3 separate regions of the Homo sapiens genome follow, and all the other regions are linked to region 3. The links are chromatin contacts, found by Hi-C or POLR2A ChIA-PET in ENCODE. All regions are on one chromosome and are shown on one strand. Each heading gives the region's core, a stretch centred on a gene start or an enhancer-like site at or near the end of the contact. The rest is flanking DNA. Distances are from core to core; before and after follow the strand shown. Region 1 has its middle 27 kb from the start of ITGA4. Region 2 overlaps LINC01934 (long intergenic non-protein coding RNA 1934). Region 3 has its middle 17 kb from the start of LINC01934.

Region 1 (2,700 bases), core at 130-2,629, 320 kb before region 3:
CTATGAGGATGCAAAGGCATAAGAATGATATAATGGACTTTGAGGACTCAGTGTGTGGAGTGCAATGGCTGGGAGTGGGGTGAGGGATAAAAGACTACCTATTGGGTATAGCGTACACTGCTCCAGTGATGGGTGCTCCAAAATCTCAGAAATTACCACTAAAAAATTTATCCATGTAACCAAAAACCACCTGTACCTCAAAAGTCATTAAAATAAAAACAAAAATTATTAAAGAAAAATTAAATAAGTAGTTTCAGGTGATAACATGCATTTGCAATTCTTGATTTGAAAATTGTGCCTTAATAATACTATCTGGAGACCCATCTGAGCCCTCTGCTGACACCTTTGGCATCTGCAACTCTACCACATTAGATGCTGGAATTAGAGACTTTTTCTTACCAATATAAGGGAGAGCTACCTGTAAAGATTTAGGAAAAAAGTACTGATTCTTAGAGAAAATCATAGATTGAAATGAACATTTTAAATTAGAATCTAAGGTGTCTTCCAACTATTGGGTTTTAAATTACAGTTTTCCACTTATCCGAAAACTGATATTTCCTTACATTAAATTCTATTTAAAGAAAACTTCCTTAGAAAACATCTTCTAAGACACTAAAATTTAAGTCTAGATTATTCATAAATTTAAGAGACAATTTTGTCTGGGTTGGGCATTTTTTTACATGTAAAGGACTCAAACCAATTTCCTTTATATGCAAGAATATTTTGAGTATAGATGATATCATCAGACTTTGACACTCAGCTTAATTTCTGTTATGTTTTTAAAGCTTATTGCTTGTCTATCATACCTTGTCTGTTATTCTATATGTTAAATTCAAGTAGCAAGATTTATAATAGAAGTTAGATTTAAAAAATCTGGAACCGATTAAAGACATTCATTTTTACCATGGCCTTAGTCCCAGAAGCTTTATATTAGCAATGTAAAGCATTCCAAGCTAATAGAAAAATTGGATTAAAATTAATGTGAGAGGTTATTTTTCAAAAGGCTTTATGTCAATGACCTAATGATAAATGTTCCAGTAAAATTTGCACCTTTAAGAATGCTTTATACATTGTCACTGCATCTTGCATATGTCACAGTCTCCATTTGGACAACAGACACAGAACTGTTCTGTTAAACAAGGCTTAGAAGTTGCTGCAGCAGGGACTGCTGGCTGTTCACCAAAGTTCATTCTCCTCTTCTGCTCTAGTAATACGGTTGGGCTGAAGATGTGACCACAAAACCAGGAACTACATTTTCTAGCACTGCCACCCCTTGTCAATCCTTTCAGAAAAGCATGACTGCATGACTTCATTTTCACCATTGGAAAATAAATGGAAGTGATGTGTACCTCTTCCAGGCCTAGTGTCAGAGGCATTCGAACCAGAGCTACTCCATCTTGAATAGGGGCTGGGTAAAATAAGGCTGAGACCTACTGGGCTGCATTCCCAGGAGGTTAGGCATTGTAAGCCACAGGATGAGACAGGAGGTTAGCACAAGATACAGGTCACAAAGACCTTGCTGATAAAACAGATTGCAATAAAGAAGCCAGCCAAAACCTATCAAAACCAAGACGGTGATAAAAGGGACCTCTAGTGGTCCTCACTGCTCATTGCATGCTAATTATAATGCATTAGCATGCTAAAAGATACTCCCACCAGTGCCATGACAATTTACAAAGCCATGGCAATGTCAGGAAGTTACCCTATATGGTCTAAAAGAGAAGAACCCTCAGTTCAGAGGAATTGCCCACTACTTTCCTGGAAAACTCATGAATAATCCACTCCTTGTTTAGCATATAATCTGGAAATGACCATCAAAATAGAGAAACAGTAGCCCTTGGGGCTGCTCGGCCTATGGAGGACCCATCCTTTTATTCCTTAACTTGCTTCAAAATCTCTCTTGCATGAGTTCCAAGAACCCTCTCTTGGGGTCTGGATCAGGACCCTTTTCTGGTAATGCTGGGATTTAAAACATTGGGCGTATATTTGTTGATGCTCTTTCCTCTTCCCATAAACTGGAATAAATACTATTTAAAGAAAATTTCCTTAGAAACATCCCTCATGGGGTTAAGGGCAACAGTCCAGATGATAATGGAGAGAGAAAATGGAAAGACCTGATCCCAGAATGACTGTATGGACCACAGCAGGCTGCCTATTTGCTCTGGATTGACATGTAAGGAAGAAATAAAAGCCATTTTAAAAGCCACTCCACTGTGAAGACTTACCGTAATAGCATTATAACAATTTGGCCTTTTATGCTAAATAATACAGGGGCTAAAGCCATCTTGGGTGCCCTCCTACCCCACTTTCATGTTCTGCTCTTCTTTCATGGTAGCGCCTCATTCGCCAGAACCCTCAGGAAGCTACCTGCATGTGTGCTCGGTTTTGGATTCTTTTCTTCATGATTTTGGCTTGCTTGACTTCTAAATCCTGAATTTTGTTGCATTTAGTTTTACCTATTTGGCTCATTCTAAGGCATTTAATTAAGTCAGTCAATTTTTTAGAAGCTTACAGACCATTATGTCTGATAAAAGGCACTATTTTACCTCAGAGTTGTGACTTAATCCAAATGAATAGATTTTTTTTTTAATTGGCAGAAGTTCCAGCAGAAGTCCACAGATTATTCTAGTTTCTGTTCAATTACATTCTATAATGTTGGATTTTCCCTTGTGTAAAAAAAGGTAACTTTTTTCCCTTCAG
Region 2 (2,700 bases), core at 162-2,661, 290 kb before region 3:
TTCAATGTACTCAATATCAAAACTTGCCAGCAGTGGTAGTAGGGTTAGAGACACACATCTATCTGTTTGTCTCTCTGTCTGTGTGTCTCTCTCCACTTCTGCTCTCTGATATCTACCTGGTCCCTGTCATTGAATGAAACCAACTGGAAGTAAAAGTGCAAGGAAGATCAGATGGTGCAGTCTATATAAGTCCTCCTGCTGGGTATAGAGCAATGTGGTGATGCAATTACATAATTTGTTCCACATACAGCTAAGGTTTTTTACATAATTTGTTCCACATACAGCTAAGGTTTTTCTGAAAATCACCTTATATTATTTTATTGATTTTACATTTTATTAAGTTGCTATATTTTAAACCATCAGTCTAACAATAGTAAAAATTAGAAGTTAATCTTATTTTAATATATGATTATTAATATTTGCATTTACTTCTTAGAAATCACAACTACATATTTAGATTTTAAAAAATATATGGGAAAATACATAAAATATTCTCAAGAAAAAAATGCTGTTTATGAGACATGTAGAAGTGTAATAGTACACTCATGGGCAGACTTAATAGCATTGTTAACACCCCCAAACTAGCAGGAAACCACAATAACTTTGAGAAAGAGGCTGAAGACACATACCCCCTGCTATAAATAAAAAAATAAATTTTTGAAATGCTCCACAGGATCAATGGTCCTTAACTTTTTTTTTTTTTTTTTTTTTAGCACTCCTTGTTCACATGCTAAACCAGGTACCGATTTTGACATCATAGATGCAGTGCAGATGTAACCACACTGTGCCTCCCCAAAAGCCAAATTTCCCACTTTAATTTTTTTTTTGTTTTTTTTTTTTGAGACAGAGCCTCGCTCTGTTGCCCAGGCTGGAGTGCAGTGGCGTGATCTCGGCTCGCTGCAAGCTCTGCCGCCCAGGTTCACGCCATTCTCCTACCTCAGCCGCCCTAGTAGCTGGGACTGCAGGCGTCCGCCACAATACCTGGCTAATTTTTTTGTATTTTTAGTAGAGACGGGGTTTCATCCTGTTAGCCAGGATGGTCTCGATCTCCTGACCTCGTGATCCGCCTGCCTCGGCCTCCCAAAGTGCTGGGATTACAGGTGTGAGCCACCGTGCCCAGCCCCATTTTAATTTTCTATTACAAGAATTTAACCATTTTTACTCTCATGTAAAGATTGGCTACAATGATGTTAACTTTCACTTTCATTTTGGTATCTGATTAGCTGGTATAGTGCCCTTTATTTGAATAAAGAAGACTGGAGGAGGAGGAGACTTGGGAAAAATATTCAAGGGCTCAGTTTTGACCAGTTGAAACAGAGACATGTTCAACCTTCCAGTGGGTAATAGAGTTTAAGGCTCACAGGAGAGATGTGGCCTGGAGATATAAATAGGAAGTTGTTGCTATGGACATGAGCCTGAATGAGATCATCAGGGAGGAAGTAGGTTGGGCACTGATTATTGAAAAGCTCTTCATGAATTACAAACCACGTTCAGAGGGGGGCTTTTAAGATATTAAAATGTACTTTTATACTGTAATGATTTAAAAAAGTGATAGTGAATTACGGGAGAGATCCATGATAAAGCATCCAGAAAGAGACTCAAGTATATATATGAATCAATATATAATTTTAATATTTCTAACTGGTAGAGGAGGTATAAGCTTATTCAACAGATAATGTCTGTTTTCTTTGGATACTACTATTTTTAAAACTAGTTGTTATTTTGATTACTTCAACAAATGAAGCTGAACAGTTAAAAGCCTGAAAAATGTTAGATCTTATATTTAATTTATATAGAATTTATTTTGATATAATTTATAAAGAACAAAGTTAGCATACAAGTAAAAATTATTTTTATAATCCTGGGATGAGGAACACATCATAAGCATGGTATATAATATAGGAACCATATTAAAAAGTTTATAAACAATAAATAATGCAATAAAACAAAGTGAAAATAAAATGGCACACCAGGGGAAATATTTTCAACAAAACTGAGAAACTGTTGTTTCCTTAGTGTAATATTTGAAGATGTTTTATAAACTGTTATTAAGCAGGTGAATACCCACAGGAGCATACTGATTATGTCAAATAATTTTTTTAATCATGAAAAAATATAAGTGGCAAATAACTTGTGAAACAATGTTTGGTATATTTAATTATAAAAAGAAACAACAGTGAAATACAATTTTTCCTATCATTAGACAGGGAAAGATATAAATCAAATCTTATACTATTACTGAAGTTCACTTTGGTGATATAAATTAAAAGCCCTTATACTGGCTTGAGCAGATATTGTTTTGCGAAGATGGTAGCAATATATAACCCATGCCACATGTTTTTCTTACAACGTGACATCAACACTCCTCCATTGAGAGATGGGATCCATGTCCCCTCCCTTTGAACCTAGGTGACCTTTATAACTGCTTCTACTCATAGAATGTAGCAGAAGTCTAAGTAATAAAACGCAATATAGCTTCATCTACTGTGCACATACATAGCCCCTCTCTCTCTGTCTATTTGCTCTTGATGCCCAGCCATCTTGTGAAGAAGTTTGGCCTCCAACTGATGGCTAGGATTAAACTCTAGACATACGAGAGTGACCCTTCAGATAATTCTAGCCCCTTGACTTCTAGTCCTCTCGTTGCAATCCAGATATCACGAAACAGTGTTCCTGCTGAAAAATTGCAAAATGGTGTTT
Region 3 (2,700 bases), core at 8-2,507:
GAATTCTGGCAATGACTGGTTCTTTAAAAATAGCATATCATGTAAATAAATGAAAACTATAGTGCCCCTGAAGTTTTCAGAATCATTTCACCAAACATTGATTTTGCCACCAAATTACAAGTAAGCCAGATGCAAATAATTTATCAGTAGGAGCAATAAGAGAGATTATGTTATGACTATATTTTATTTGTCAGAAAAGTAACTAAGGTGTTGACTCTGAGATAGGGAATACACACACACACACACACACACACACACACATACATATATATATAGGTTTAGAAAACTATATGGTTCAAAATATGCCTATGATGCTCCTGATTCATATTTTAATGTATTAACTATTCCATAATTACTTAGAAAATTATGCTTCGATTCTGGTTAAAGATGGATTCTGCAAGAACATAGAAGCTTCTCATGCATACAGTATTTAAAATAGAATGAAATTAGCAATCTGTATCTTGAAATTATACATAACATTTAGCTTCATTTAAAATTAGAGTGCTAGAAGAAGCAGATTTCCATGGCATTTTCATTATGCAGAGAGGTAAACAGCAAATAAATAAGCCATACATGAATATGAAATTAACAGCATGATAATTGCTTTACTCCTAGAGTGTGTACAATATTAAATCCTCAAATAAACACTTACTTAACCTCATTCTCACGTGTGCCTATTGCTATCATCAAAAGCAGTATACCTAGAACTCAAACTAAGTCAAATTCCACGATGAGGTACAAAATCCTCAGAAATCATTGCCATGCCCTGGAAATTTCAGAGTGATTTCTTAGGAGTTCTAGTGCTGGTGGTATATTTGAAAACCAGTGAACACAAGAGAAAATTTAGAAATGAATTAAAAGAGTACATTTCACATATTATTATTATCTTGTTTATTCCATCATACTTAATTTCTTTGCTAATTCTTAAAAAGCTTCATCCAGATCATCCATATAGGCATTCCAGGGAAGTGCTTCCTTCCTGCTGAGACCACCTGCAAGCTCTCTCTCACTCTAACACAGACCCCTGCTGACTTGCTTTACAATATTTATGCAGGAAACTGTTAAACCTTATTTCTGTTGAATTGTTTCTTCTCTGCATAAGGCAGAAATGCTTTTCATAGTTTTCTTATGGCTCTTAACAACAACTAAAGCCTGTCTTGTGCTCTGGGCCCAGACTTGACCTAAATTTAACCCTAAGTAATGCTTTCTTCATCTTAGTCATAGCCTGAAAGTGACTCATTTATAAAGAGGCCACTGGTACAACTGGAGTTTTCCAGTAAGCAAGGGTTAAAAGGTCAGTAATAATGTTACTGCTACCCTTATGAGTATGCAACTGGTAGAGTTCAAAGTTATTTGGATATAACCTGACAAAAACATCTCATCATTTTCCACAGGGTACTTGAGAGTAAGATTCAGAAGGGATATATGGCTTGTGTACACATGAAACTGTCTTTCCTAGTCAGAGACATCAACCACTTCATTGGAAGCCAGCGACTAAAAAGTAAAATAAAATAAATTAAATTAAATTAAAATTAAAATTAAAATAAAACAATTATGAGATCCAAAGAAAGGAAAATCTTGTTGTCCCAAATAAGCACCTTTAAAAATAATTGTTTTACTGTTCTAGTGATGAAATTAGTATGTCTTTGTTGATCCACTTAAATTTGACTCAATGGGTAAATTTAAGCCTGAGGCTTTTATGCCATTATCAGAGGCTCTGTCAGTGAGTGCTTTAGCCTAATTACATTTGATGCAGCAAATCAACAAAACCACTGCTGGTATGACCTCTGCCAAGAGGACTAGCGAGCTAGACAAATGGAGCTTAAGATGTTATTAGTTGTTCTGTTGCAAAGTTCCTGATACATCCCGACAGGAGGCTGTTGCATGACTTGGGCATGCATCCTCCAGATGGCATTCTGCATTGGCTTGTGGCAAGGCTCACAGGGATACTGGCACATTTTCTCTGTCAAAATGAAAGTTTTCCAATTACAAGGAGATAATATGAGGAGATGCAAACTTAATCTCTTAAACAAAAGGTTGCAAGCTGTGTAATAGATATTTCAGGGGAGAGATTTCACTATAGTTCAATTGATTTAAACGTTGCAGATCACAAAATGTGCTATCTTTCCTAATAAAACCAAAGAATCAGCTGCAGTTGGTGCTATTTACTGGAACAGTGCTATAATGCTTTCATCATCTAAGAGATGCTTCTTTTAACAGTGTTCTTCCATGGAGTTGGAGTCTGTGCTCATTTTTTGTTTTTTTTCCTAATGTGTAAACAGGTACAAAGAAGCCATTTTGCTTTTAGTTAAACACCAAATGCCTTAAATGAAGTCTTCAAGTTTAATGTTAAAAGATACCAAATCATAGAATTTCATTAGGAAGACTACAAGTTAAATGGTAAGAAAGCCCTATTATCATCAAAACCTGTAAGACAACTTAGCTAAAATGCCAACAGTATTTTCTAACCCAGGGAATGCTAATAAAAATGGTATGTAGAACCCTCAATCCCTATGAGAATGAGGTGATATGCATCAACACTTATCCAAAAATAACTGACTCATCCAAGTAAATCAGTAAGTACCTTGTTGTAAGGTTACTTCTTAGAAAGATAGGGATTTTCAAGTTGACATAAAAATGCTAAGACAAAGCAGGGGAGCCCTCGTAGATCCGTTTCTACAAATCCAACAAGGACACTAC

What was found. A loop is a pair of places that touch in the nucleus more often than their neighbours do. ChIA-PET counts read pairs that join two places held with the same protein, here RNA polymerase II (POLR2A). Pooled maps may share reads with other maps.
Region 1: a loop to region 3 is called in a map of CD4-positive, alpha-beta memory T cell, with 5 times the contacts of the local background. The contact joins two enhancer-like sites. A Hi-C loop is called at or near these places in 3 of 168 maps with a recorded cell type or tissue (CD4-positive, alpha-beta memory T cell, HepG2 and naive thymus-derived CD4-positive, alpha-beta T cell), 1 of 37 single-sample maps with no recorded cell type and 8 of 50 pooled maps. POLR2A ChIA-PET finds 5 or more read pairs at or near these places in 2 of 52 experiments (CD8-positive, alpha-beta memory T cell and activated naive CD4-positive, alpha-beta T cell).
Region 2: a map of natural killer cell shows a loop between it and region 3 (6-fold over the local background). The contact joins two enhancer-like sites. A Hi-C loop is called at or near these places in 1 of 168 maps with a recorded cell type or tissue (natural killer cell) and 6 of 50 pooled maps. POLR2A ChIA-PET finds 5 or more read pairs at or near these places in 1 of 52 experiments (CD8-positive, alpha-beta memory T cell).

Annotation. Positions count from the first base shown.
Region 1 is chr2:181,429,515-181,432,214 of GRCh38, reverse strand. No RefSeq gene overlaps it. Among named protein-coding and RNA genes, the nearest start is that of ITGA4, 27 kb to the left of the region's middle. Within about 2 kb of position 1,379, at least 3 of the 41 ENCODE cell types and tissues checked have a DNase peak (open chromatin) inside an H3K27ac peak, as active enhancers do.
Region 2 is chr2:181,392,287-181,394,986 of GRCh38, reverse strand. The region is part of intron 4 of LINC01934 (long intergenic non-protein coding RNA 1934); the gene reads right to left. Among named protein-coding and RNA genes, the nearest start is that of ITGA4, 64 kb to the left of the region's middle. Within about 2 kb of position 1,411, at least 7 of the 41 ENCODE cell types and tissues checked have a DNase peak (open chromatin) inside an H3K27ac peak, as active enhancers do.
Region 3 is chr2:181,105,553-181,108,252 of GRCh38, reverse strand. No RefSeq gene overlaps it. Among named protein-coding and RNA genes, the nearest start is that of LINC01934, 17 kb to the left of the region's middle. RefSeq lists an enhancer at 777-1,278. Within about 2 kb of position 1,257, at least 5 of the 41 ENCODE cell types and tissues checked have a DNase peak (open chromatin) inside an H3K27ac peak, as active enhancers do.